Regions from separate parts of the Homo sapiens genome. Here region 1 is linked to region 2. The links are chromatin loops, found by intact Hi-C in ENCODE. Cell type or tissue: CD4-positive, alpha-beta T cell. All regions are shown on one strand. Each heading gives the region's core, and the rest is flanking DNA. Links, peaks and the distances in the headings are about the cores only. Region 1 overlaps GNAQ (G protein subunit alpha q). Region 2 overlaps GNAQ (G protein subunit alpha q).

Region 1 (15,349 bases), core at 2,696-10,695, 68 kb before region 2:
CTCCATAAGTGGACTTGGTCACAGACTCAGGCTGCAAGGATGGACCTGAATGCCCAGCTGCCTGATGGAAGCTATTCCCTAGAGAAGGCAGCATGGGTGTTGGACGCTAGAGATGCCTCATCCTCACTTCATCCTCACTCTGCAACCTGAATTGTATTTCACCTCACAAAGCCTCAGTTTCCTTACTTATGCAAGGGAGAGGATAGAAGCAGGGACTGTAAGGAGGAAAATGGAAAATGTTTAAGTGTTTAAAGGAAGATCCTAGAACATCTCAGTGGGAACAGACAGCCCAGTAAGGGTGAGCTCTCACTAAATGATAATTCCCTTCCTTTCCCCAGGGGCTAAAGGTGACTCCTTCCAGGCAGGCTCTATCTGGTTGACAGGCAGGCAAGTGATTCTCCTGTGGGAAGCTGAGAGTAAAAAGGGTGAGAAGCAAAATAATTTCTGACACTAGCATTTCTAGTCCAAACCTTTCATTAAAGCACAAGTGTGTGTATGTATGTGTGTATATATACATATACACACACACACATATATATACACACCTTATTTTAAGTGGAGAGAAAAAAAATGCTCAAAAGTGAACTGCCAGTTTTCTAACTGCCACTCCAGGGCTGTGTGTGACTTCTGGGAGGTCACCTAAAACCCGTGCCTGTTTCCTCATACCTGACAGCCAGGCTACACATACCTTCCATATTTTAGGGAAACCCTAAAACAAAACACACAAAAAAATCTTGTGAAATCACTCTCAAAACAGGCAAAATGTAAATGCCCTTACAAGGATGTGATGGGATGCCTTTTGGAATTTCCATATCAACTTGGATAATTTGGCTTTCTGGCAAGCTGGATCAGACTTGCTGATCTTAGATAAAGCCCAGCCCTTTTGCCTGGTAGGCTGAACACTTGCTAGAGCAAGTGTGTGGAAGATTAATGATCTATCCTGCATCTACTTGGATGATAAGCTTGCTCTCTTGTACCACATTTTGGCATACTTACACTTTTAGTTTAGCAAAAAGCTGACTGTGGAAACTGTAAATAATCAATTTCTAGAACAAAAGAGATATGGGCAGTGGAGTTAACAGAAGTTCACACCGGCTTTTTTTTTTTTTTTTTTTTTTTTTTTTTTTGTGAGACAGAGTCTCGCTCTGTTGCCCAGGCTGGAGTGCAGTGGTACGATCTTGGCTCACTGCAAGCTCCACCTCCCGGGTTCACCCCATTCTCCTGCCTCAGCCTCCCGAGTAGCTGGGACTACAGGCGTCTACCACCACGCCTGGCTACTTTTTTATATTTTTAGTAGAGACAAGGTTTCACCATGTTGACCAGGATGGTCTCGATCTCCTGACCTCATGATCTGCCCGCCTCGGCCTCCCAAAGTGCTGGGATTACAGGTGTGAGTCACCGTGCCCGGCCCTGTTTATGTTTTAAGAATAAAGTTCACATAATAATTAGTGCTTAGGTAAAATAATTAGCAAGTCTTTTGGGTTGATCCAAATTAAAGCTGGTGTAGCCTAACATTCTTTTCAGTTTCTTTGACTCCAAAATGCTGAACCACATCAACATGTTTGAAAACGATGCAGCTATTATTTTTTGTATAAATTGGTCAGAACAATGCTTACAACAGCTAGATTCTATATGGGATCATTTTAAAGGAGACACACGAAGAAACACACACACACAGAGGAAGAAAATACAAAATATAATAAATTATACAAAAGTGAAATGGCAATAAGAAAATTTCTGGTTTGTCTGTAATAGTCTATTGTTCAACTAAAGAAAACTAATTCCTCCCTCCCAAAATGACTTTTTGTGATAAAAAAGTTTTCTCTGTGTTCAGAAGTTAAGAATGGCCCTAATTTCAAGTACTCATCCTCTATTACCAAGAAATAAAATTAAGTTAGATGTTAAGAAAGGCAAATCCAGAAGTTGCCCATTCATTGAATGTGGAACTTGGAACATCGCTGAGTTATCAGATATACTTAAAAGATTCATAACATTACCATTAATAGAAATTTTTACAATTATTAGTACTGCTATTATAGTAACAATTCCTGTTTTTACAACTACAAAACCACGCCTATGAGTATTACTATTGTTCTAATAATCTGATTAAAATCAGAGCTGGGCTACCTTTCTCAAAAGACAGTCTAAGGCTTACTGGATTAGAGTCTCTGGTGGCTGGGCTCAGGTGTCTGCATGGTAATTAAGCCCCCCAGGTGATTCCAAAGCTTATCACTGCTTCAGGCTTAGGGGAAATCTTTTCAGACTCTACAAAATGAAAGAATAAAATTTCAAAATTTCTCTTTTAAAGCATGCAGTGGGGCTGTAATATTTTACACTGTCAGAAAACTGCATGAGATAACTGCACAGGAACATGGGGCATAAACTTGCTTATTCTCACTTAAAAGTCGATCATACACTTGGAGATAATTCAACCTGAAGCCTTTAGCTGTCAATGCCATTAAATACTGCTTTCATATTCAGGAAAATTCTGTCCAAATGATTCTTGAAAGAGTCCTTCAGGATTGCCAGCACTTACGGAAACATTTGCTCTTCAACAAAACTTACTTTCTAAGCTGGAAGCCATCATCCTCAGCAAACTAACACAGGAACAGAAAACCAAGCACCGCATGTTCTCTCTCATAAGTAGGAGTTGAACAATGAGAACACATGGACACAGGAAGGGGAACATCACAAACTGGGAGCTGTCAGGGGGTGGGAGACAAGGGGAAGAAGAGCATTAGGACAAATACCTAATGCACATGGGGCTTAAAACCTAGATGACAGGTTGGTTGGTGCAGCAAACCACCATGGCACATGTATACCTATGTAACAAACCTGCACATTCTGCACATGTATCCCGGAACTTAAAGTTAAAAAAAAAATAATTTCTAAATAAAATAACCAATGCAACTGATACTACCTGACATGTAATTAGTATCTCCAGAACAACCTAAGATAACAGCCCCAGTTTAATGATTTGAAAATATCTTAATCTCTGGAATGAATATAGAGGAAATTTTACAGCCAAACGTTTATGAAATGAAGTACATCATCAGTATTCAAAAATGTAGATTAAAGTATCACTTTCACCAATTAGATTGGAAAGACCTAAAACACTAATAAAACTGAGTTGGTAACGACGTGGTAAAAACAGGCAAGTTCAGATGCCACACAGTAATCTGGTATGATCTTTCTGGATGGCAATTGAATAATCTTTATCAAAAGCCTCAAAAATGTGTGTATTTTCTGACCCAGCAATTCCATTGCTAGCAGTTTATCCTGCAAGGATGTTCATTATGGCACAAGTGAGAAAACAACTCAGAAAAAAGTACTTGTGATATATACTCGATTAAAAAAAATCACTATTTTGTATATAAGTCCATACTCTCTTACTTATTAACTGAAATCTCCAAATTTCCAAGAACTGAAAAGACTTTTTTTGTAATTAATTTATGGGAAATGTAACCTGCTGCAAAGCTATTTACAATCTTCATTTGTTCCACTAATTGCAAATATTAACATACTTTGCTGCTAAAATGTTAATGTATTTGATTACACAGTACAACTCCAAACCTCAATGGGGGTTTTCTCACATTATCTTTCTACAATCTAAGAAAACTGTCCCAAGAAGTTTTAGATGTGGGACAGTGAACCTACATTTGTATGTGCAAAGTTAAATCTCAGTATGTGAATATACCATAAAATCCAGTGGCTTTCTCACACAGTGAGATTACAAGTGATTTTTTCCTTCTTCTTTTGCTTTTCTATGTTATCTGAATTTTTACAATGAACATATTTATCTTTATATTTATAAAATGTTTTTCTATTTGAGAAAAAGAAAAAAGGATCTAGTATTTATAGAAACAAGCTTCTTAATTTCAAGTGTACAGCTATGTTCACATACCAGAGGTGTTTCATAATTCATGGGCAAGTTATTTTTCTGCTGCATAAGCTTTCCAATCACTTTCTTGATTTGTGACCAAGTTTTTCATAGAGTTGTGCATTTCATTATCCCAAGACTGCAGTGGTAATTAAGATGCCTTCCCTGGCTCCTAACAAAGATATCGCCATGGGAAATGGTCAGAAAATGGACAAACACCCAGCACTGCCAGATGCATCACTACATGCACCAACCCAGAACAGCAGGAAAGGAGGCAAAGAAAGGGAAATAAGGAAAGAAAGAAAGAATATATGAGCTTTCCTATAGAAACTCTGCCTTGACTGCACATTAAAGAACTAAATAATTTTGTTAAGTATCTTGCCTCTCCAATGAGACTGCAAGTCCCCATAAGCAAAGTACATGTCTTACACTTCCTCTGGCTCGAAGAGAAATGAAAAATACTTGGTGGCATTTTAAAAATTATTTAAGTCGATGTGAAGTGTGTGGATTAACAAAAAACATAAAGAACAAGTAAAAGGAGTGTACAGTCAAGAAGGAGAAATCAAATAGGTGGTATCAGAGTTAAAAGTTTAAAAGATCCATAATAATAGTGGTATCATGTAATCGGCTCTCTGATTAAATACTGACTCATTCATTCCATAGTATTTACTGAGCCTAACTGTGGGTCAGGCCCTTTGCTAGGTCCTGGGGACACGGCAGTAACTTTAGCTGGCTGAAGTGGTGGAAAGACAGCTGGAGTGGCCACAGGTAACTGCATTTACTCTTTTGCACAAGAAAATTAAATACATGTGTCCTAGGTGCCAAAGGTGTTTATGGAGTCAAGTATACGAGCTGCCTTTAGGGAATTAAGCCTAATTCTGGGTTGGGCTTAATCCAGCCCCATAAACTTAAAAATTGAGTTATTTGGGGCAGGTATTTTAAACATTTTTCATCTGTAGAATTAGAACACTACTACTTACCTCACATTTTGGAGCATATTAAATGAAAAAGGCCCAGAAGTGGTTGGCTAAAGTTATTTCTCTCCCTTTTTCTTCTGTCCCTTTGCCTCTTTCGTTATTCGACTATCTGCCTCCTTCCTTACCTTACAAACACCCTGCAGTCAAGGGAAAAAAGTTAAGACTCCTTTATCTCAGCAGTGACAGAAATCCATGAACCCCTTCAGAAGGGCCCCCACTTTCATTGACATTCTGATGCCTTAAATCCTACCAGAGGCCAGCCACTGCTCCCAAGAAACCACTGTTGCACCGGATCATGGAACCCAAGTCTCATTCTTGGATCATAGCCTCTTGTATGTCTTTAAACAATAAGCAATTTCTTCTCAAATACTGTGCACTTTCCCCAAACAGATATACATTTCTCCTGACCTAGCACTTTCTGGGAAGAATTCAACAACCATTTAGTAGACACTGACTATGTTGATGTTATTGTCCCAAAAGTTTTGCATCTATATATTGTCATTAATGCTCACACTAACCATACAAAGTGAATACTATTATCTCCTCACATTTCCGACAAGGCATAGCATGGAGAGTTTAAATAATTTGCTGAATGTCTCATGGCCAAAATCCTATTGAAGTATTTTCTGGGATCTTCTCTCCAAAAGGTAGCCTACTGGTGATTTCATATTGCCTCTGGTGGCAGAGAGTCAGTTACTTCCAAGAGGCCTTTACTTTGGGCTGCTTCAGCATCAGCTTGTGAGGAAAGCAGAATCTCAGGCCCACCCTGGATCTACTGAAATACAAATATGCATTTTAATGAGAGCCTCACATGATTTGTATACATATTCAAGTTCGAGAAGCAATACTCTAGAACACAAAATCAATGTTCTCAACCTCACATTCAGTTAGGAAGACCCAAAGCTGTCATCACTGGAATATGTGGCACTTCTGTGCATATGAGAATAATGTACCCACCTCTCCACTTTCTGTTTATAGAGTCTGGCAAAAAGAGAGTGCTGTAGAGAGAAAAAGGCACCCCTTCCTCTGGGCCACCATTCTCCTCCATGGCTGGCAAAAACTGCACAACACTGATACACGCCACCCACAAAGCATATGGTATTGATTATTTTATGCCAAGGATCAAGGTCAACTGAAAGGTGAATCTAAAAGTATTTTAATCCCCAACTTTAGTGAGGTACTTTGACTGCAGTGTTCCATTAATACAATCAAACAGCTACATGATCTCATCCTGTTGCCATCCACCAGCTGCCCAGTAGATAGTAAAATGGCTAGAAGACGGTCAAGAGAAGAAAGACTAGGCTAGTGCCTTAGAGAATGCACACACAATCACCTAATTAACTGAACTCTTACCACAGAAGCACTGTTTTTAAGGACGTTTCACCACCTCACAGGGAGGCCAATATCGACAACACTCAGTACAGTCTTCTTTTTAGTTCAAAACCGTTATACTTTTTACCACAAAGGAAGTGTGCACATTGACAGAAGCAGATAACCTACCAGCCAATCCAATACTACTGCTCATCTCAGCGGGGATATCACATTTCTTGATATATGCCAGTCCTTTCAGTTACATTTCAGTTTTAACAAATAACACAAGATAGTAAAAAAAAAAAAAACAACAACTGCATATGCATCTTACAAAGTGGTAGCAACAACTTAAAGGTATCTTCTTAACAAATTCACTTTAAGAAACATAAAATCAGGAAAATAAAGGTGGTAAAAGTATACATTTATACGGGAAAAGCCAAAATGAGTAACTGCAGCTATTAATGAAGAGCTTATTTTTTTCTCTCCTGAAAGGAAAAGTATCATAATATAACATGAAATGACACAAAAAGTCATTTTTTAAAGTGCATTTCTTGCTGATATTCATGTTTGGATATACATGCTTGTACTAATGAAAATCATGAGTAGGTTAACAACATACTATTTAAAAACATAATTGCATAGCAGGTGTAAGTAATTTAGGGCAAAACAATATAATAAAGAATAAGACTACAATTCCTGAGAAGCAACAAGTTTTTAGGTTTTGATACATGCTATTAAAATGAAGGAAACTATTGCTTTGCTAAATATTAAGTAAGCACTACCCTGATTTTCTACAATAGCAAAAACTAAGTGCATCACTGAGATGACTTCTCCAGTGGCGTAAAAATGAGAAGGAAATGCCCCAGCATTTCTCATATCCTCCCTCGACCTCCATTCAGGCATTCACTTTCCTTGGCTCCAACAAATATATTCTGCCTAACTGAAAATAGATGCATTGTTTTAAAATTAACAAGGGAAAACAATACATTACTTGGTTTAAAAGAACAAGGAAAGTATTCATCTGATGCTTTGCCAGGAGTTAACCAAGAACAGCCAAATGACCAGCTTCACAACTTCCTACTAAAATGCGTTAAACTATGCCACATGTGTTTTATATGGTGGCTGTCAATTCCTGGTCATTCTGCGCAGGTTTGTCTAAGCAGCTGAGAGCAGTTTAGAGACAGGCTGCTAAAGCAGAGTTCGCTCATGTGTTTGGACCAATCAGTAATGTTCCTTAGAGTGCTATTTTTTTTTTTTAATCAGCCATATCAGTTTCTGTTGACTACAACATAGGAGATACTTAGCAAACATTTGTTGAATGACTAAAGAACATCATCTCCATTTAACAATGGACAACACTTTCAACTTTTCCAGACTATGTAATTCTCAAAACACATTGTGAACTAGGCATTAGAATCACCACTATTTTAGAAATAAGAAAACTGGAATTCAGAGACATTAATTTGCTTAACACCACACAACAGTTTTGTCGTAGAGTATGTTTCAAACCAAGTTGTGTATGACTCCAGTAGTTGTGTTCTTGTGTGTATACCACACAGTACACAAAACCCATCACGGTCAACAAGTGTTCACTCGTTAATTCATTCAACAGAGTAGAACCATATGTCAAATACTGAACTAGGTTTAAGTAATTAAGGCCCAATCTCTGCCCTCAAGTGTTAATTTTCTTCCTTTCATCCAATTTTAAACGATTTGGATTAGCTAAAGATGAACTGAGCTGTGGCTGTGGAAGCTGTGCATGAGCTGAAGACAAGCTGAGCTAGGTTACTTTGAGATGAGATGAAAAACAATGCAGATAGGCCACCAAGCATAAGCTGGGGGAACATTATGCAAAGACAGTCACTGCATGTGTACAATTTAGAGATAATGCTGGACGTCCATCAGTTTTATTCCCACATACATATACAATGTAGTGTCCAAAGGTCATTGCTGGCATACATGAGTGTGTGTATACGTGTGTATGTGGATACATGTTTACAGTTGCACCTGTGCTTAATGCCCCTACTTTACCACAGTGAGCTGCTTCCCATTATCTGCATTAGGCACAAATGAGTAATAATTTTACATACCAGGATTAAAATACTATAGTTAATAAAAGGGCAAAATCAGCTTTCATTACCTTCTGACGTAACTTTAACTCTCATATTGAGCCACACGAATTGGTCTACTCCCAATAGCTTGAGATCATAAAACACAAAAAAAGAAAACCCAGGTAAGCCTTTTCAATCTAAATGCTACAGATGGTGAAGATAAGAAACTCGAAGGGATTCTGATGCAAAATCCGGTGCTGTAGAGCCATGTTGGCCCAAAAAGCGATTTGTGGAAGGGGAATTTGGTAGAACTCCATTGCACTCAGTGTCCAGCTCCAACTCTTGTTAGAGGAAATGCTTAAAGTGAGAAAGAACATCACTGAATAATAATGAAGCCACCATCACCCTTCATAAATAAGGACACTGATCTAAAAAAGAAAACCGTATTATCAAACTAGGAAAAATAAAAGTCCTTTTACTAAGCTATGCAGCTAACACAGTCTGGATAAGGAAATAAACCGAGGCCTCAAGAAAAAGGAAGATGTCTGCATTAGAGAGAACAATTAACACATTTGGATTAACCCTAGGAAATCTACCTGCCAGTTAAAAAAATGCTCTTCTTTAAAAGTACACAGGAATAAATTCAGCTCTTGTGCAATCCCAAAGAAGAAAAACAACACTGAGTGACTTCTACTGCTGCCCAATATTAAAACATTGCAAAGCTCAGTCATTAATAGAGCACAGCAGTGGCACAAAGATATACAAAATAGATCAATGGAACAGAATGGAGAGTCCCGAAACAAACTCAAACATATACATTCACTTGATTTGTGACAAAGGTGACACTGTATTGCTCTGGGTAAAGGATGGTCATTTCAATAAATGAATTGGGTTAATTAGATATCCAGATAAAAAACATAAAAACTTGGCCTTTACCTTATACCATACTCTATAATCCACCTGAAATGGATTTTAGATCTGAATGTAAAATGTAAAACAATAAAGAACTTCGAAGAAAATCCAGCAAATTATCTACATGACCTTAAGTAGGCAAAGATTACTTTAAAAGGACACAAAAAAGCAATTATTAGAAGGGGAAAAAATTATAAACTGGGCTATCTTACCATTGAGAACTTTCACTGAAAGAACCATTAAGAAAACAAAAAGCCACAAAATAGACATCTGTAAGCCATTTACTCAACAAAGATGTATGTCCTTAATATAAAAGGAACTCCTACAAAACAATGAGAAATCAGACAAGCCAATGGAAAAAGGGTAAAAAATTAATGTATTTTATAAGAGATAACCAAATAGCCAGTAAACATATAAAAAAGTGCTCAGGATGCTTAGTTATCAAAGAAATGCAAATTCAAACAACAATGTGATACCACTATCCAGCCATCAGAATAGCCAAATTAAAAAGACTACTGGGTGAGGTGGTACACCCCTGTAATCCCAGCTGTGGTGAAAGGACTGCTTGAGCCCAGGAGTTCTTGACCAGCCTGGGCAACATAGCTGAGACCCAGTCTCAAACACAAACCAAAACTAGTAATACCAGCCATGAGAATAACTAAAACAAAAAGAATACCAAATGCTGTTGTCAAGGATGTGGAGCAACTAGAACTCTTACAGCTTGTGGGAATGTAAACTGGTATGATCACTCTGGAAAACTCATTGGCAGTATCTACGTACTAAAACTGATTATATGCATACTTTCTGACTCAGGAATTCCAAATGCTAGATACATACTCCAAAGAAATGCAGACTTATGTTCACCAAAGACAGGTACAGGAATGTTTATATTTGCAGTATTTTTATCAGCCAGAAATGCCCAAATTTATAATAGGATATAATTATATATATATAATTATAACAAATTATAGCATATTTATAAAATAAAATGTCATACAACTGTACTGTCCAGTACAGTAGCTGCTGGTCACATGTAAATTTAAATGTAAATTAATAAAATTAAATGAAAGTAAAAATTGAGTTCCTCAGTTACACTAGGCACATTTCACAACTCAATAGTCACATGCAGCTAGTGGCGACTGTATTGGACAGAAGAGATAGAAAGCATTTTTATCACCACAGAAAGTTCTGTGAGGCACTGCTATTACATAGCAATGAGAATAAAGGAATTACAAGTTAACAACGTGGGTGAATTCCACAAACACAATGTTGAGTAAAATAAACCAGAGACAAAGGAATATATATTTTGTATGCCTTCATTCATACCAAGATCAAATACTAACAAAACTAATCTACGTTACCAGAAGTCAGGATAGTGGTCATCCTTCGGAACTTGGGAGTATTGACTGGAAGGGAGCATGAAGAATCTTCTGAGGTTATGGTTATATTGACCCAGATCAAAAAATCCAGATATACATGTATTGACAATGGAAAAACACACACGACTCAATACTGATGTTGTGTGCACTCTTCTGTATTTTTTTGAAATTTTTATTATCGAAAAAGAAAAAAATATCAGTCTCAGTCCACTGCTGAAGTCTTCCTTTGTTTCAGAACCCTCCTCTGATGAAAATGAACTTAGATGTACATCCTAGAAAGGCAATATGGCATGCCTTGGGATTACGAATTAACTTTAGCCAAGAAAACAAGGAATTTTAAATATCTCATATTCATCTGCTATTTTTACATGGCCGTCATGGGTATAAAATGAATAAAGAACTGCAAAGATAAAGGGAGGAGAAGAAAATGTGGCTAGGAAGTATCTGCAAGATATTAAAAGAGAAAAGAAATTATAGAAAGGGATTTTGAAAGTTGATATAGTTACCAGAGACTCCATGGTGATTCAACTCCCAAGAGTCCTGGAGAGAAGGGAGAAAGCAGTAAACCAATCTTAGAAAAAGAGGTGGCTGACTCATCAAATTGGCCATGAAAAGTCCATAGATTCCTTTAGACTATTAAAAAGCCAAGAGGCACAGTGGCTCATGCCTGTAATCCCAGCACTTTGGGAGGCCGAGGCGGGCGGACCACCTGAGGTTGGGAGTTTGAGATTTAGCCTGACCAACATGGAGAAACCTTGTCTCTATTAAAAAATACAAAAAATTAGACAGGCATGGTGGCGCATGCCTGTAATCCCAGCTACTTGGGAGGCTGAGGCAGGAGAATCGCTTGAACCCAGGAGGCGGAGGTTGCGGTGAGCCGAGATTGTGCCATTGCACTCCAGCCTGGACAACAAGAGCAAAACTCCGTCTCAAAACAAAAAAAAAAGATGAGAAAACTCTCAAAGATTTATAGAAGCAGGAGTAGAAAGTTTCCCTATGAAAAAGCATAGGCTGTTTTGGTACCCTGTGGCCAAGAATCCAATTAAAATCACTGTCACCCACAAAAACCTTCATCTGATATTTTACTTTTGAACACCAAAAAAAAAAAAAAAAAAAATCAACATAGATGTAATCATTACAATCACGTATGGGATTTAGATACAAAGAAAAAAATCTCTATTGGGCTGGAGACCATTATCAAAGCAAATCTGTTGTTTATTGTCTTTTTAAAAATTTTTCATAGGTGCTGTAGAATGGATAAAGTTCAAGAAAGGCAAAAGCTTCAAAATATAAGAAAATAATTTTAATAACAGCATCATCTCTTTTTTAGAGTTTCAGAATGAGAAAATCAACATGAAGAAAAACAGTGTTGAGAAGAATTTTAGAGGTTGTCTAGTACATTCCTAGCTTTATTTTAGCAAAAGTGCTTTAAAGAAATTCACATGTTAAAAATACATTCTATTTTGAACACAGCCAGATAAGGAGATTTCTGTACCTCTTTTAGTATCCCATTTCAATGACTGTCACTCTGAAGTGACTCTGAGGTTTTCCTTAAATACCTCCTAAATCTGGTCACATTGTTTGTTTTATTCTTTGTTTTATTCTTTATTTCTGTACCTCTTTTAGTATCCCATTTCAATGACTGTCACTCTGAAGTGACTCTGAGGTTTTCCTTAAATACCTCCTAAATCTGGTCACATTGTTTTTTTGTTTTATTCTTTAAAAAGATGGAAGGTTAGTAGTATTCATTCTCTACATAATGACAATTCCTCTTATAACTTCAAAACTTTCAAAAACCATTTATGAGACATTTTCACATACATTATCTATTTAACCCTTGAAATAATCCCATTACTATTTGTCACAGATGGAGAAATTCAAGGCTTAGAGAGTTAAAACAATTGAAGCTGGCGGGGGTGGGGGTGGTGTGGAAATGGGATAATCCCAAGCTTATTATATTCAATCCTTAGAGTCAAATTCAGCTAGCTACTTCGTATATAACTAAGTCACTAACCCCTTTACTTCTTTCCACTCCAGAATAAGAAATTTTATTTTAACAAAGACTTAGCAAACAGTAAAATCAGAGGGCTTGCTTCTATGGAGAATCCATGTGTCACTTTATTTTTCACGCTGTGTATTTTTGCAGTGAAGATGTGTAATTTGTAACACCATCATTCCCCTTCTTCCACCAACTGTACCCAGATTTCCCTCAGGGGCTGTCAATCATATTGTTGAGCCTTCCCCTGTCTAAAGACTTAGCACAGAATCCAGGCTGCTCCAAATCGGCACTTTTTCCCAGAAATCTGAATCTTAGGTGGGTGACAGAAGATTGGAAATGGCCAGAGTTCATCCATTTCACAGATGAGTTCTCTGAGCCTGCCCTAGTTTCTAAGAGGCCATCCTTCAGCTTCTACTCCCTTCTCCCAGTGAGTCCATTTTCAGATAAATTCATTTTCTGCTTAAGTTAGCCAGTGTTGGTTTCTGTTGCTTGCAAGCAGAGAACCTTGACTGATAGAGCTCTTCAGAGGGGTAGATAAGAATATGTATTTATTAATTCTGCCTCTATTATGTATTTATTATCTAGGTGGGAAATACTAAAATGAAATCAGCCTTTTGGCATTTTGTAAACTAAGAAAATTCACTCATGTTGCACAAAGTAGTAATGTTTTATTCCTTGATCAAGGGCAACAATAAGTTGGCAAGTTTTCCAGAATCCTGGCTACATTTTTCAGGAAAATGAAAAATGGCTTCTGGGACCTTGGATTATTCAGGAAGTACAGAAAATTCAGAAAGTGTCAAATGTGTTTAACGAGGTACTTTCCTGTGACAAGTTCTTTCTCAGAATTGCTTAGAGAGGACAAAAGGCACTGTAGCAATACATCCTCTCATAACCCCTCCATGCTAGGCGAAAGGGAAACACAGGTGTCAGGCCTCAAAACGCCTGGCTAGTTTGTCAGAGACAGCTGCAGCCAAGGTGCTAAATAAGCCCTGGTTATCAGGACTTTCAAGTCTAAAAGGAAAAACTGGTTTACAAAAAAAAAAAGGTGCAACTGTCCACTCAACATTGGCCCAAGGTGAGGCGGAGTTCTCTTAGACAACTGTCTTAAAATTCACTACATGAAGAAGCATTGTATCAGATTCTTTTCTCTTCCCAGGACTGGCAAAGAGAGCAATGGCCTATCAATACTTTGAAATTGCCACAATACCACCCTTATTTCACAGTTCATAGAGATTATAAGCCAACTATCAAAGGATACTATGATCCGCTATCTGGAGTAATTCACTCAATAAACAAAAGCTTCTACAACATGTCTGGCATGTTACGGAGGAGATAAAGAATTATAAAGGAAGAAGCTTGCTTACTGTAAGATAATTTTCAATCTGAGAAAATAAGGCAAACAAATATGAAATAACTAGTAACAGGCAACGCAGGAAGAACCCCAACTGCCAAGTTCAGACAGTAAAAAATCAAGGATTCCAAACCCTGAGATCCACTCCCTCAGCTGTAACTCAAAGACAGTTCCTTGGCCACATAAACACAGGCACTTTATATCCTTTCCTTTTTAATTAAGAGCTGATTTCAACACCAAAGCAAAGATCCATCAGAAAAGCACATCGGTATAAAGAGGGCGGAAGGAGGGTGGGGGGGAAGAAGGTAAGAAAAAATAACTACTGGGTACTAGGCTTAGTACCTGAGTGACAAAATAATCTGTACACCAAACCCCCATGACACGAGTTTACCTATAAACAAACCTGCACATGTGCCCCTGAACCTAAAGTAAAAGTTTTAAAATAATAAACTTAAAAAAAAAAGGAAGCCATAAAATAACAGGGATAAAAATTCTTTCTTTTGTAAACTAAGAAATGACACAGTTATCTCACAGTCAAATGCCCTTGCACCTAGTAGAGCCTTAAATATGGCTTTTGATTTGACCGAGTGACAAATACTTAATCCCTTTTTATCACTAGTTATCAATATTTGTGTTCAGGGAAAATGCAAAATAATATTTAGGAATAAACAAACCCTAGTTCACAGACTATTCAGAAGTCCTAAGACGTATGTCTTCTCTCACCTGGGCTGAGTCCAAGCAGCTCACCTATAAACAGTGCTTGTTTGGCAAAAAGTACAAGAACAGGACAACAGATACACACTCGGGGAAGAATTCATCTTTCTTTTGGTAAAATGTGCAATTACAAGCTCCTTACTAATTATGCAATCTGTTGACAAAGGGCATGCAATGTCACACCATTTGGTCCAGAGACTGTGAACTGGACTCCCCCTGACCACAGCACCCTCCGGCCAGCTAACCAGGCAGGACTCTCGGTTCAAGCAATAACAAGTAAGCAGGAGCAACAGAAACCTCAGTTACTCTGGGGTGGCATTCCAAAAGCCAGAATCAATTTCACAGCAAACAAAACTGAACACTTTCCCAGTTCAGAAGAGCTCATATAATGTACAGGCCATGTTTTGCTTTATAAAATACAGGAGCTCAAAAGCAAGTACAAAGTTATGCTGGACAATATTAGAAAGTATCTTTATTTATGCTACTATAGATTATGGCCAATGTGATGGTGGGTGCAGAGAAGCTTTACTAAAAACCAAATGGTTATGTTTTTAAGCCAAATTTCCAAAATAGTTATTTATTTTATATCTTTAGTGTCACAATAATATAAATCAGAATGTGATACCTCCATGTAACTGTTAATCAAATATACACCAAATTCTTTAGACTATTTATAAATTATAAAGTATATACCTTTGTAACCATAGAAAACTCTAACCAAAACATAAAATATTATTATTAAAATAATAAACACAAGAAAATAAAATCCAAATTT
Region 2 (15,349 bases), core at 3,826-11,825:
CTACTCTGCCCCGTGCTCCTGCTCAGTTCCACATTGCAAACCTGCATCACATCTGCCCTGGACACAAGTTTTCTTCCCAACTTGATTCAGTGTTATCAAAAAGTTACCAACGGCCCAACTGCACACACACATCAGGAAGAGAGGCACCTATGGCTTTTCAAAGGCAGTATGGTGGGCTATAATCAAAATCTGGGGTTGAAGGCAGGGGCAGTCCTCTTCCCATTCTGCCTATTCATCCTTAAAACATTAACTTTAAAAACATAGACTAAGATTTGAAGGGAGAAATAAAGATGTTCTTTGAAACCAATGAGAACAAAGACACAGCGTACCAGAATCTCTGGGACACATTTAATGCAGTGTGTAGAGGGAAATTTATAGCACTAAATGCCCACAAGAGAAAGCAGGAAAGATCTAAAATCAACACCGTAACATCACAATTAAAAGAACCATAGACTCAAGAGAAAACAAATTCAAAAGCTAGCAGAAGACAAGAAATAATTAAGATCAGAGCAGAACTGAAGGAGATACAGACATAAAAAACCTTTCAAAAAAAATCAATGAATCCAGGAGCTGGTTTTTTGAAAAGATCAACAAAATAGACCCCTAATAAAGAAGAAAAGAGAGAAGAACCAAATCGATGCAACAAAAAATGATAAAGGGGATATCACCACCGATCCCACAGAAATACAAACCACCATCAGAGAATACCATAAACCCCTCTACACAAATAAACTAGAAAGTCTAAAAGAAATGGATAAATTCCTGGATACACACACCCTCCCAAGACTAAACCAGGAAGAAGTTGAATCCCTGAATAGACCAATAACAGGTTCTGAAATTGAGGCAATAATTAATAGCATACCAACCAAAAAGAAGTCTAGGACCAGACGGATTCACAGCCGAATTCTACCAGAGGTACAAAGAGGAGCTGATACCATTCCTTCCGAAACTATTTCAATCAACAGAAAAAGAGGGAATCCACCCGAACTCATTTTATGAGGCCAGCATCATCCTGACACCAAAGCCTAGCAGAGACACAACAAAAAAAGAGAATTTTAGGCCAATATCCCTGATGAACATCGATGCAAAAATCCTCAATAAAATACTGGCAAACCAAATCCAGCAGCACATCAAAAAGCTTATCTACCACAATTAAGATGGCTTCATCCCTGGGATGCAAGGCTGGTTCAACATACGCAAATCAATAAACGTAATCCATCACATGAACAGAACCAACGACAAAAACCACATGATCGTCTCAATAGATGCAGAAAAGGCCTTCGACAAAATTCAACAGCATTTCATGCTAAAAACTCTCAATAAACTAGGTATCAATGGAACGTATCTCAAAATAATAAGAGCTATTTATGACAGACACACCGCCAATATCATACTGAATGGGCAAAAACTGGAAGCATTACCTTTGAAAACCGGCATAAGACAAGAATGCCCTCTCTCACCACTCCTATTCAATATAGTATTGGAAGTTCTGGCAAGGGCATGGAATGTTTTTCCATTTGTTTGTGTCCTCTCTTATTCCTGAGCAGTGGTTTGTAGTTCTCCTTGAAGAGGTCCTTCACATCCCTTGTAAGTTGTATGTTGTATTCCTAGGTATTTATTCTCTTAGTAGCAATTGTGAATGGGAGTTCACTCATGACTTGACTCTCTGTTTGTGTGTTATTGGTGTATAGGAATGCTTGTGATTTTTGCACACTGATTTTGTATCCTGAGACTTTGGTGAAGTTGCTTATCAGCTTAAGGAGATTTTGGGCTGAGATGATGGGGTTTTCTAAATGTACAATCGTGTCATCTGCAACAGGGTGACTATCATTGAATATTACAAGGAAAGTTCTAGCCAAAATAATAACAATTAAAATGAAAAAAAAATACTAGAAACAAAATCATTAGTATTTGGGGATGATATAATTGCTTTTCTTTAAAAAACCCAAGAGAAAAAACTATTATAGAATTAAGAAAGTTAAGAAATATTCTACAAATATTAATCGTGCACGCACCATGGCAAATCCTGAGGCAGGTACTAGGGACACAACAGTGAGTAAAAAGAGGGACCCAGGATGCACTGTAGAGTCTAACAGAGAATAAAATTAAAATATAAGTTTCTCATACTGTTTTTTTTTCCTTTGTTCACAAAACAAATGCAAGTAACATCGGTTCCATTTTCAGGCAATTCAGTAAATGGGCTTCATAAGCCCACTAATAAATGTGAAAAACCCAACAGCTTTTCCATAATAAGTAAGTACTAGTTACAAGATACAATTTAAGAAGTCTATTCACTACAACAATCAAAAACAAAATATAAAATAACTAGGAATAAATTTAACAGGAAACGTAGGACCCATATAAATAAAAGGACAAGATTTCATTTACTGGCCAGTTACGGTAGCTCACACCTGTAATCACAGCACTTTGGGAGGCCGAGGCGGGTGGATCGATCACCTGAGGAGTTCGAGACCAGCCTGGCCAACATGGGGAAACCCCATCTCTACTAAAAATACAAAAATTAGCCGGGCGTGGTGGTGGGCACCTGTAATCTCAGCTACTCAAGAGGTTGAGGCAGGAGAATTGCTGGAACCCGGGTGGTGGAGTTTGCAGTGAGCCGAGATCGTACCATTGTACTCCAGCCTGGGTGACAACAGCAAGACTCCATCTCAAAAAAAAAAAAAAAATTCCTTTACTTAAGTAAAAAGGAGAAGACATTTAAAAAAGAAAGGAAAAAAAAAAAAAAACAAGACATACCACATTACTGGACTTTAAGTATAAATTTTCCCAAAATCAATCTATATGTTTAGTGTGATCACATTCAAAACCAATGGGGTTTTTTTAGAGGTTAACAAATGATTCTAAATTTTATATGAAGAATAAATGTGTGGGAATGGCCAAAAATTATCCTTTAAGGAAAACATGAAATGAACTACTCCTAAACAGAACTCACGACATCAGCCCCACATCTTCAGACACAAGTAGGCTGAGCTACCTGGCTCTACTGCAAGGCTCCCCAGTCCTTGTCCCTGCATGTGCAGCAGTAAGGGCAGGGGCATATTTTTACACGCAGCTGGTGTATGCCCTCATTTCTGTGAACCACTCACTTCAGAACAACTCTCCCAAAAAAGCAGGTCTAACGTGTATGGAAAATGCTGTCAGCAGAAGGAGCAGAAATTCATTAGGAAGAGTTCACAACCACACTGAGATTCAAGTCAATTCTTTGAGGGAAACATAGAAATAGGAAGCAATGGCCGGGTGCAGTGGCTCACACCTGTAATCCCAGCACTTTGGGAGGCCAAAGCAGGCAGATCACTTGCAGTCAGGAGTTCAAGACCTGCCTGGCCAACATGATGAAACCCTGTCTCTACTAAAAATACAAAAATTAGCTGGGCATGGTGGCGTGTGCCTATGATCTTTAGCCACTTGGGAGCCTGAGGCAGGAGAATCGCTTGAATGTGGGAGGCACAGGCTGCAGTGAGCTGAGATTGTGCCACTGCACTCCAGCCTGGGCGACAGAGTGAGACTCAAAGTAGGGGGCAATGAAGTCATTTTCTGGGTCTTCATGTTCAATCTTAGAGATTTCCAGGAAATTTTTTTTAAAAAATTGAACAATTAACTAAAGTCCTTACTGGGTTATTATATAATAAGGTAAAACTTAATTTTCTCATATGGTGAATACTATATACTTAGATTCTTACAAAAACCTAGAAGTCAAAGCAATAATATTTAGCTGTTATATTTGCATCTCCTTTAATTTTTAATAATCTTTAAAATATAACTCATTCATCCAACCATTATATTCCTGAATTTCTTATGAAAATTCAGCACACACCAAGAATGAAAGGTTAAGCCTGTTTTGTAGGCACAAAGAAACTTTAAGACACTGAAGAACTCGCCATATATCAACAGAGCAAGTAAGCTGGAGCTGAGGCTGGGGCTGAGCTTTCAATTTCTGGGTCTGAAACAGGGACCCTCCAGATGCCCCCATCCATTCCACAGCCATGAGCTAATGAGGTCCAGGGCATTATAAAGTTATCCCCATGTACACAGTCAGCTGCATTCTGTTCTGAAACTACAGGCTGCATGTCCAATCCTGACCAGACAGCTGTCTTTAAAATTTTAATATACATTGCTCCAAGAGGGACTAATGATAGTAACTACCACATGCCATGCTTACTATGTGTGAGATACTGTTGTAAGGACTTTAAAGACACTCATGTAATCTTTGCAGCACTCCTTATGTACTAGGCACTAGTACAATCATACCCAATTTACAGATGATAAAACTGAGGCACAGAAAGGCCACCTAACATCTTGGAGGTCAGAGGGGAGGATAATGGCCTGCACTTTCAACACCCAGGATGCAAGGCTGCCTAGTGCTATAGCTGCTCACACAGATCTCCACCTCTCTGCATGCCCCAAGGCCAGCTGAGAAGACTCTCTGTAATGAAAAAATATGCAAAGGATGGCTCAACCTAACTACCCCACGTTCTAAGGTTTAATTAATACAAACTGCAAAGCATGACGGATTGCTGCTGTTCACCTTGCTCCTATAATGATTCATACAAAATACTCAGGTAAATCCTCATTTTACTTTGTTGCATAGCTTGAAATATTCTTGTACAGTGTTTGGAATGATTCAAACTATAAAATTCTACCTGCCAAATAATAAAGTGGATCACTGTGAAGTCTTAGTTTGGTATCAGCCCACTGTGACAACCCCTCAATGGATCGACTCAGCCTTGCTCAGATGGCCCTTGGTGCTCCCTGTCTTGTATTGTGTCTTTACCTAGTTAGCCAAAATACAAGTTCCCTACAGGGCCCATCCCCTAGAGCCTTGCAAAATCCTCTGTACATAAGTAACTCAACACTTTTTTGGTGACCCAGGATTAAGTGGGATAAAAAATTGTATTGCAGCAAACGAAAACATTTAAGTGCCGTAAATAAATCTTGGACAGTCACATTTAAATCATTCTGACAACTAAGCTCTCACTGCTAGCAATTCTCTAACTCACCACAGCCAACTTTTACAGAATGCTTACTGGGTACCAAGAACTGCAATAAGTGCTTTATTCAAACTGTACCAGCTAAGCCTCACAATGGTCCTTTGAGAGTGGTTGCTTTGTATTAATATAATTATCTTCATTATACAGATAAGGAAACAGGTTTAGAAAAATAGGGCAACTTACCCAAGGTCCCATTGCTAGTATCTCATTTCCCAAACTACACTTTTACTGTTATCAGCCCCCCCTTTTTTTTTTTTTTTTTTTTTTGAGACAAGGTCTCGCTCTCTCAGCAGGCTGGAGGGCAGTGGCGCGATCTCGGTTCACTGCAACCTCCTCCTCCCAGGTTCAAGCAATTCTTCTGCCTCAGCTTCCCGAGTAGTTGGGATTACACGCGCACACCACCATGCCCAGCTAATTTCTGTATTTTTAGTAGAGACGGGGTTTCACCATGTTGGCCAGGATGGTTGATCTCTTGACCTCATGATCCACCCGCCTCAGCCTCCCAAAGTGCTGGGATTACAGGCGTGAGCCACTGCGCTCAGCCCCGTTATCGGCCTTTTAATGGAGAGCAACAGGAAGAACAATCCTATAAAGCTCTCACTGCAATGAGAGTCATAGGATTCAGTGTGTTCTTTTGAAGACCCTTCTGAGAGCTGTCCTTCTGATCCTGGCATCGGGAAGAGCCATGTCACTGTTAAACAGTTTGTTTTAAAGATACTACAAGTGGTATAACTGATAAGGCTTCTATGTTATGCCAGTTGCTAGCAAGCTCCATGCCCAGTTTGAGGTTCACTGACATTATGTGTATCATTTCATTCTGATTCCATTTACTATCCTGCAGTTGTTTTAACTTTTTGTCTTCCACCTGCTTCTAATTTATATTAGTTTATATTTAACAAAAGCATCTTTAAATGCTTTTAGAAAAAGGTAGAACACAAAGTAAAGTGCCCAGTAAATGTTCAGCTCATTTTCAACAATCAAGGCTGAAGAACAACTGGGGTCAGGTGTTAAGAGTCCTAACCAGTGGTAAAAATTGGCAGCCAAAAACTATCCACTCAACAGGCTTGGTTTTTGTTTTTTGGTTTTTGGTTTTTTTTTGTTTTTGTTTTTGTTTTTTTTGAGACAGAGTCTCGCTCTGTTGCCCAGGCTGGAGTGCAATGGCACGATCTCAACTCAGTGCAACCTCCGCCTCCCAGGTTCAGGTGATTCTCCTGCCTCAGCCTCCCAAGTAGCTGGGATTACAGGCACGCGCTGCCACGCTGGCTAATTTTTGCATTTTTAGCAGAGATGGGGTTTCACCATATTGGTCAGGCTGGTCTCAAACTCCTGACCTCGTGATCCACCCACCTCAGCCTCCCAAAGTGCTGGGATTACAGGCGTGAGCCAACACGCCCGGCCCAGGCTTGTTTTTTAATTCTAGACAATAGTTTTAAGCTTTTCGATTAGTTGGCAACATTTAAAATCCAAGAGATTTCACATAAAAAGCAGATATTTTATTTACCTGGAAAAACTGGAAGCTCTGGCAAGCCTAAAAACCTGCTCTCCATACATGGCAACATTCAAAGCTGAACAACAGCTTCAATGAGCCATAAGGTTTTAGTTGGCCAGAGGTCCCACCCAGTGTCACTCATTTAAAACCACCTGCCTGAATCCCAAAGGCATATGACTTTGCAAGCATCAAGCACTAGACTATATTAACAGCAAATCAATTCCTGATAGAGAAATCTGCAGCTACAATTATTAGGCAGGATTTCACACCTGCTGGGAGAATCTCAGAGTACCCCTTTTTATCTCCTTTATCTTGAAAAATGGGATTATTTAGAAATTAGGCCTGAGAGAGGCAAAATGAGACACACTGGATAAAGGCAACTATTTATAAAGCCTCCTAAGGCAGAGCGCTTCCTTCAGCTATTGGCACTAACCCTCTAGTTAGCTCCTTCCCTGGCCCTTCTCCACACTCCATTCCCCACCCTAACCCCATCTCAGTACTACTGTCTCCACAACAACACAGATTAAGGCCAAAAGCAAAAATGGCAAAATCAAGTCCTCATTCTCCAAGGGCTCCTACCCCAAGACTTTCTTCCTTGACCGCCCACATGGAGGCGCCATGAACACAACTATCCACACTTCCCAAGGTCAAAACAAAATTGAGCTCCCTCTTGAAAAAAAAACAACAGCAGCTACCATTGTTCAACCCACAGGCATTCAGAGTGTTCATACAGCAAAGTCGAAATTTCCCCTTTCAGGAAGTTCCTGGGAGGAAGTCAGTGCCCTGAAGCTCAGCCACTCCTCAGACTAGAGAAAACAAAGGCAACGCAGACATGCACTCTCCAGAATGGCCATGGCATCCCAGAACAAGAAGCGGGGTTCTGCAACCCTGGAGCATTAGCCAGGGTGCTGGGCTTCCCCAGCAGCCCCTTATAGGAGGAACATTTTCACTTTGCAAGTCTGAAGAAGGCTAGTGGGGTTCTTTCCTTTATGTTTCTTCTATCTAAATACTTCTGCCATATTTTGATCAGGATCCAACCATGAAACCAGTTGAATACCTGAATGGGATCATGGGTGTAGTTATCTGTCACCTTGCCCCAACTTAACCCCCTTGTCCTGATTCTTTGGAAACCAGAACCCTCCACCAGTGGCAACAGCAGTCCCTGGTACCCTAGTAATAACAGTAATGTCATAGTATGCGTGGAAAATTATTCCTGACACTGTACATCTACAATTTGCTGAAATTCTTCCTTTTTCTTAAATTATATGAAAAGTAATACATGTGCAGGTAACTTTTCCTAAACAGAAGCATGGTAAAAAGTGGAAAGTAAGTGTCTCTGGGCCCATACTCCCCATTTCCACTCCCTTCCATTATTGCTTTTACAGTCCTTCTATGGTGATCAGCTTAACGAAATGACAGGCTTCTATCCCTGATGTGTCAACTTCAGACAGAATCTACTGACTTACCGCCTCCCCCGTATCTAACTCATTCACACTTACTTCACCTCTATTTTGTCTCTAGTTTTCTTGATTATACTATTTTTAGTCCTTCAATTGGTTAGCTCTGTTTCCTGTTTCAGCAGTATTACACAGTATTTCTCTACATCCCACCATGTAAAAGAAGAAAATGAGTACCAAGGTCCCTCTCCCTCCTGCCTCTTTTCCTGCCTTCTAGCCTCAGGCTTCTGTCTGCTCTTTCACTCCCTTTGCATTGCTAGATTTTAAAACCTTGATGATTGTTTTCTCTCTGTAGTTATAATTACATCTTTCCTGTCTTGTGTGGGGATTAACCAATAAACTATTTAGCTACATCCACAGCAGTATGATTGTGTAAATATTACCTCCCACAAAACCAACAGCAATGCTCAACTCCTAGAAAAGGAAATAGAACCCTTTATCAGTGAACCTGAGTCAAATGGGTTCTCTTTTCTTACACTCCACTAAATGTTCAAAACTATTATCACACTTTAGTTTGGTTTTTCACTTTTAAAAAAAATGGGCCAGGTACAGTGGCTCACGCCTATAATCCCAGCACTTTGGGAGGCGAGGCGAGTGGATCAATTGAGGTCAGTTCAAGACCAGCCTGGACAACATGGTAAAACCATGTCTCTACTAAAAACACAAAAATCAGCCGGGCGTGGTGGCACTGACCTGTAATCCCAGCTACTCAGGAGACTGAGTCACGAGAATCGCTTGAAACTGGGAGGCAGAGGTTGCCTCTGCCTAGATTGTGCCACTGTACTCCAGCCTGAGTGACAGAGTAAGACTCTGTCTCAGAAAAATAAAATAAAAATTCGGCTGGGTGGTGGCTCATGCCTGTAATTCCAGTGCTTTGGGAGGCCGAGGTGGGCAGATCACCTGAGGCCAGGAGTTCAAGACCAGCCTGGCCATCATGGTGAAACCCTGTCTCTACTAAAAATCCAAAAATTAACCAGGTACGGTGGCGGATGCCTATAATCCCAGTTACTCGGGACGCTGAGGCTGGAGAATTGCTTGAACACAGGAGGTAGAGGTTGCGGTGAGCCGAGATGGCGCCATTGCACTCCAGCCTGGGCAACAAGAGCGAGACTCTGTCTCAAAAAAAAAAAAATTAAATTAAATTAAATTAAAATTAAAATATATGAAAGAACTATTTGATATCTACCTGTCATGGCCAATATTTGTGTCCATGTTGTTCTTTTTTTCAATCAAAACTACACTCATATGACCTCAATACCAGCTGGAGTTCATCCCCTTCTAGTAGGGAAGTGCCCCTTACTAGGAAAGCACAAGGGAACAGTTAACGAGCTAAACAATTAAGCTAATAAAAAGAACCTCTGAGGTCCCAAAGCCCCAGGGTGCATGCCCAAGGGGGGGGAGACTGAACTCTCTGGAAGACTAAAAAATAGCCCCTTCTTTGATTACAATTCTGAACTGCATCTTATGATACTAAGATACTTTCACAAGCAACATGCAACATATATGCCTCACAATTAAGACGCTAGGTGAAAAGATGGCTTACTTAGCATGTTCAGTTTTTCTTTGTTCCCCCTATGTGTAGGTTTGCTACATGATTTGGCATCTTGGCTACCTGATTTTGGTTAATGTTTATTTGCTGAAAAACAACGTAAGACAAACAATAAAAAACACAGTCTCAAATTATGTACTTGGCCATGTTATGAGACAGAAAATAGGTCATAACATCTAGAAGAGAGAAAGCTGCCTGTTCCTAGAGACAAATTAATTTATGAAAATAGACAAAGTTACAAGAGAATCAATGCTGCACAACAGAAAGAGCAACGGCTGTGGGGTAACAGAATGCTGAGTTCAAATCCTGGATAAACTACGTTCTTTGTGGTGTGACCTCAAGCCTTGAAAGAGTTACTGAAGTTTTCTGAACCTTTGTTTCTTACCCTGTACAACAGGCACAATACCACCTCCTCTGCAGGGGTACTATGAAGGCAGACTGTGATGTGTATATAGCAAAAAGCATAGCCCCTGGTGCTCATAAACCAGTGCTGAGTAACACCAGATCTTGCATTTCAGTATCAAGTGTCTCTCGAATTAGCCACAGTAAGTGAGGACTGAGCATCAAGCTGTAGTACTTACTCAGGTCCTAAGAAAATATGAGGAGGAGAATGAGTATTATTATTCTTGTCATAAAACTAAAGAAAATATACAAAATGAAGATCTACAATGCTAGACGGAAATTTGGTCAAAGATCATGTTACTACAAAATTATTTTATAATTAAACTCTCTGGGATATTAAAAAATAGCCCCTTTTATTACAGTTCTGAACTGCACTTTATCATATCAAGATATTTTGAAAAGCAACATGCAACGTGCCTTATGCCTTACCATAGACAATTAAGAAGCAATTCCAAAAGATACCACTTTACTAGTTTAAAAAAAAAACACAATTCACAATTTATCCAAATTCAACAGTTCAGGAAAAAAGAAAGGCTTTGTATGTGAATCACTTGATAGGCTAGATTACAAAATCATGAATTCTAGAATTCTGGAAGATGAATACTCCCACACTTTGATACATATGTAAGAATCATGCATAGAAACATGATGTCACTAAAACAACTTCAAAACTGTGGCAGTATTTCAAGCTCCACCTCTCACAGTTCTATGAATTTTATTCTCTGGAATCTAAACAGGCTCTTCCTTCATTGCTTTCATCTGCTTAATCCATGCTATATCAGTGATTTAAACCTACAATGATTTCTATCTGAAAGGATATTGCCAGACTCCCACACACTTACAAAAATAGCTTCTATTAGAAAGTGAGTGGTGAGGTGTTAGATTCAGACCCCCCATTTAAATACACGGATTTTTCCACATTTATTTAATTACATTAGTATACAATATTATGTAAGCCTTTACTTTCATTATTTAATTGGCCTTTCCCTATCTCTCCATAAAGTCAATATTAAGCCTGCTTTGAATTTCTACTCACTGCCAATATTCTGCCATACATAGTATTTCCTTTAATCAATCAAGACAAAAAAAATAGTATTTAAAATGCTTTTAATCATCAAAAAAAGAGAGGAAAAAATATAATCAGTCCTTTTGTTTATGAAGGATACTTTCAACTGTTTAGGAAATTCATTTCTAAATATACCTTCTGAGCACTTCCTTTGCAAGAGGCTGTGCCCTACAGGCCATGTGAAGACGCTGAAGGCAAAGTCCAGTCATGCAGAAGGTGTGGAAGGCCACGGCACAGCAGGGCAAGTCAGAGCAAGGGAGGTGCATGCAGAGGCAAAAAATAACATTCACTGTGAATCAGGAAGTTCATAGCTGGCTGTGCACTCCCAGGCTGTATACTCTATTTTGCATGCAACCAAAAGTCCAGTAGGCTGAGGTGTCTTTAAAATACTTATCCCTTTTGACAACCTTATCTTAAATCTCCTTTCTCTCAAATTTCATGATTATTTCTCATGTCCCTAGCCTTAGGGAAAAGCTATTAGACATGTCTCAAGAACTCATTAACCAGGTGTTCTTCGCAGCTCCAGAACTCATCTTCCCATATAGAATAAAAACTAGAAAGCTTTTGCATTTTCACTCTGCTGCTCAATTTTACCTTGATTGGAATTCCCTATCACTTCCATATGGCTAGTTAACTGCCTAACCATCCATAAGAGTGATTACAAACTGTGGAATTATGAATTTAACAATTAACTGACTTGATAGATTTGAGGAGGGTGCTCTGTTCTGTGTTTAGGTTCCTGAGGTAGAAAAGTCTCTTGGTATCTGATTTAGGTTCCTACCTGGAAGCTGGGTCACATCAAGCCATCCCAGGCCAATGACTAGCCAACCTACTGCTAATTCTTAGCACAGAAAGATTATACAACCTATGACTACCATTACTGGTAAGCATTTCATACCCACTCATCATGTTTGTCTATGTGCTTATAGAAAGTCTTTTCATTTTTGGCAAAGCAGTATCACTATTCTCAGAGTTTTATAAAAAAGAAATGATTCTGGTCTTTGTAGGGAGGTGTGGGCTCAAATTCCACTCCTGCCACGCAGTTCAAAACAAATTAGAGAAACACTTGACCACTGATGTTGGCGAAGTAAAACAAAAATTTTTTTAATTGAATCCTCTTACTTAAGAATGGCAAGTTAAAGATCAGTCAATTATGGGAATAATGTTATAGGCTTCTGAAACCTCACAGAAATTTTCCACATGGAGAATCTCTTCTACACCTTTTCATGGGGTTATGAGAGAGACATATGACATGGGGGACGGGGAGACCACCATTCTATCTTAGAAGTATGATACAAACAAACATTAGCCTATTCTGAGAAGTAATGTGAACTCCCTGAAAAGCTTTTTCAGAAGTATTTACAGCACCTGAACATTTCAGGGGAATAAAAATGCCATCAAATATTCATTGCACAGTAGTGAAAGATGCATTCTCATTAATGAATCCTCTACCTGTATCGAACTGTTGATTCTATGTTTAAAAAAAAAAAAAAAAAAGTCAAAACCACAGGAAGGGGAACATCACACACCAGGGCCTGTCGTGGAGTGGGGAGAGGGGGGAGGGATAGTAATGGGAGATATACCTAATGTAAATGACGAGTTAATGGGTGCGGCACACACCAACATGGCACATGTATACATATGTAACAAAAATGCACGTTGTGCACATGTACACTAGAACTTAAAGTATAATAATAAAAAAATAAAAAAGTCAAAACCAGTATTAACAAGATAAAAACTTTTTTAGAAGAACCATAACAGAGAAAATACCTACATGGGTCTCTAACTGGCCCCTATATAATGTACCAATGCTTGAATTCATCAATTATTTACACTACCCAGAATTCTGCTGTACTGGGGTAGAAAGGGCTGAAGTAACTGTGGAAACACTGCCTACATAGAAACTGGCACTTTGTTTCTCACTTGCCAGCTAGTTCTATGCAACAGTATGAACTCGTGCATGGTGATAACATTTACATAGTATGTATCTGTGGAGTGCTGAGCATCAAAATCATGCTTTCATAGAAAGCAACTGCGTCATTTTAGGTAAGAGGGCTGACCTATTAGTAGCCAACTCTTGCTGCTAAAAATCTTCTAAAGGACTTGTGTGGATGTAGGTGTTTATTCCCTCCCAAATTCCTCCATGGGTAGCCTCAGTACCTCACCAACCTTTTGGTTCTCACCCTGCTGGGAGATGACTCCTCTGGGCCCCTCCCCTCTGGAACTGAGAGGACTGGTATGGCCTTGAGCCTCTTCGAAGAGCCATTTGCCTTATTCCTCATAGTTGGTGTATGTGTCTTTTACTTCTTTCTTTCAAGGTTGGTGTATTCCTTATTCCTCATAGTTGGTGTATGTTGCCTTTTGCCTCTTTCTTTCAAGGTTCCCCTTACTGTGGCACAGGGTTTGGCTGAGCAGCTCATTTTCTGGCATTTTATGGAAACACAGAAAAGTATCTATGCACTTAAAATCAGCATCACTAGCAGATCTAGTCTTGCCTTTGGCATCACCAGCAGGAGAATTTAGTGACTGAAATGACCACTGACTCTATTCCACTCTTTTAGTGGGGAGGACTCTTTCCTAGGAAGTCACGGTCAGAACTTGCTGTATCCTAAAGGAAGTCCACTCCAAGAGACAGGAAGATTTACCGAGATCCTACTGTGTGGGCATTTTGCTCAGAACTGAGGGATACAGAAATAAAAGATCTAACACGTTGTGCTTTTATTCAAAGACTCTCTCTCTCTCCTCAAAAGTCATCCTGGGTTTTTGCAGCATATGCAAGTAGAATTTTGGAGAGCAAAAAAAAAAAAAAAAAAAAAAAAAAATCACCTAGATGAAGTTGGTCATCTAGGCAGGTAGGGCACAAGCAGAAAGTTTTTGAATTTTAGTTGAAGTACGTAGATTTCTGGGATTTTTTTGCTTTTCTTTTTTTTTTTTTGAGACAGGGCCTCACTGTCACCCAGGCTGGAGTGCAGTGGCATGATCTCGGCTCACTGCAGCCTCGACCTCCTGGGCTCAAGTGATCCTCCCACCTTAGCCTCCTGAGTAGCTGAGACTACTGGCATGCACCACCACGTGGCTAATTTTTCGTATTCTTTGTAGAGATGGGGTCTTGCCATGTTGCCCAGGCTGGTCTCGAACTCCTGGACTCAAGCAATTCGGCCTCCCAAAGTGCTGGGATTACAGGCGTGAGCCACCACATCCAGCCTGAAGTACCTGTTTAACTGTGTTTATTCTTAACTGCCTTAGAGTTGATGAAATAGTTAACAAAGTCCTTGGAAAAGATAAGATTCCCAAAAGTATGAATTCGCATAATTTTTGGTTTCTGTAGAACTCTTACAAACAAGTAGCTCCTTATTGTCTTGAAATACCTTTTTAAAACATTCTCTTTTAAAAAATTCCCTTGGTATAACATTATATAACCAAAAACCTGCAGTTTTAAGAGAAGTATACCCAGGGATTCAGTGCAGGTGCTCTAACGCAGGGGTTCATTCCACATTTTGAGAAACTCTGCTTTACAATGCACAGAGCAGAGCCAGAGAGAGAAACTCCCTGATTCACTTATTATAACTGACAAAGGGACCAGGCTCCCGAGTGAAGAATGGAGCAATCCTCCAACATCTATTCAGGTATTTAAGAGGTGAGAGGAGAAAGCAGAGAATTACAAAATCAAAATGGACTACCATTTGAGGATCCTGATACTATGGCAAGGAAATGGCAATTTTATGGCATGGACATACACTAGTTCCCCCTACATGGTTTTCAAAAGAGTTTGTGGGCCAGGCGCGGTGACTCACACCTGTAATCCCAGCACTTTGGGAGGCCAAGGCAGGCAGATCACAAGGTGAGGAGATCGAGACCATCCTGGCTAACATGGTGAAACTCCGTCTCTACTAAAAATACAAAAAATTAGCCAGGCATGGTGGTAGGTGCCTGTAGTCCCAGCTATAGGCTGGGAGGCTGAGGCAGAAGAATGGCATGAACCCAGGAGGCGGAGCTTGCAGTGAGCTGAGATCTCGCCACTGCACTCCAATCTGGGTGACAGAGAGAGACTCCATCTCAGAAAAACCAACCAACAAACAAAAGAGTTTGTAGAGTTTTGTTTTGTTTTGGTTTTCCTTTTACAGAGATCCACATCACATCATATAATGGAGGAGACTGAAGACATTAATTGTGAGCAGTCACTGTTGCAGAAATTCCTACTCCCCAAGTAGAGGATAGTTGTATGTCATTCAAATATTACATACCCTATAAAAGTACAAGGTGTTAAGCTTCACAGCTTAAAACACAGTAACTGATTATGTGTTTTTAGATTAGTATAATTTTTAATTTTTCTATTTTTATTTTTTTTGAGACAGAGTCTCGCTCTGTGGCTCAGGC

What was found. A loop is a pair of places that touch in the nucleus more often than their neighbours do. Peaks named below come from ENCODE experiments on the same cell type or tissue, not always from the same donor. Only the 100,000 strongest peaks of a DNase experiment are listed, where the experiment ranks them.
Region 1: it touches region 2 in a loop (2.0-fold over the local background); 7 of 110 quality-filtered maps call a loop at or near these places.

The regions. Positions count from the first base shown.
Region 1 is chr9:77,903,222-77,918,570 of GRCh38, forward strand. The region is part of intron 2 of GNAQ (G protein subunit alpha q); the gene reads right to left. It overlaps LOC107987081 (a long non-coding RNA gene), which reads right to left. Exons shown (of 2, transcript XR_001746758.3): 1 at 12,128-15,349; 2 at 1-12,005. Among named protein-coding and RNA genes, the nearest start is that of GNAQ, 120 kb to the right of the region's middle. In CD4-positive, alpha-beta T cell, for the core only: no CTCF peak of the experiment used is centred there; a DNase peak (open chromatin) is centred at 6,310; H3K27ac peaks cover 592 bases.
Region 2 is chr9:77,970,283-77,985,631 of GRCh38, forward strand. The region is part of intron 1 of GNAQ (G protein subunit alpha q); the gene reads right to left. Among named protein-coding and RNA genes, the nearest start is that of GNAQ, 54 kb to the right of the region's middle. RefSeq lists an enhancer at 7,051-7,345. In CD4-positive, alpha-beta T cell, for the core only: CTCF peaks have their summits at 7,114 and 7,318; DNase peaks (open chromatin) are centred at 7,129 and 11,219; H3K27ac peaks cover 1,005 bases.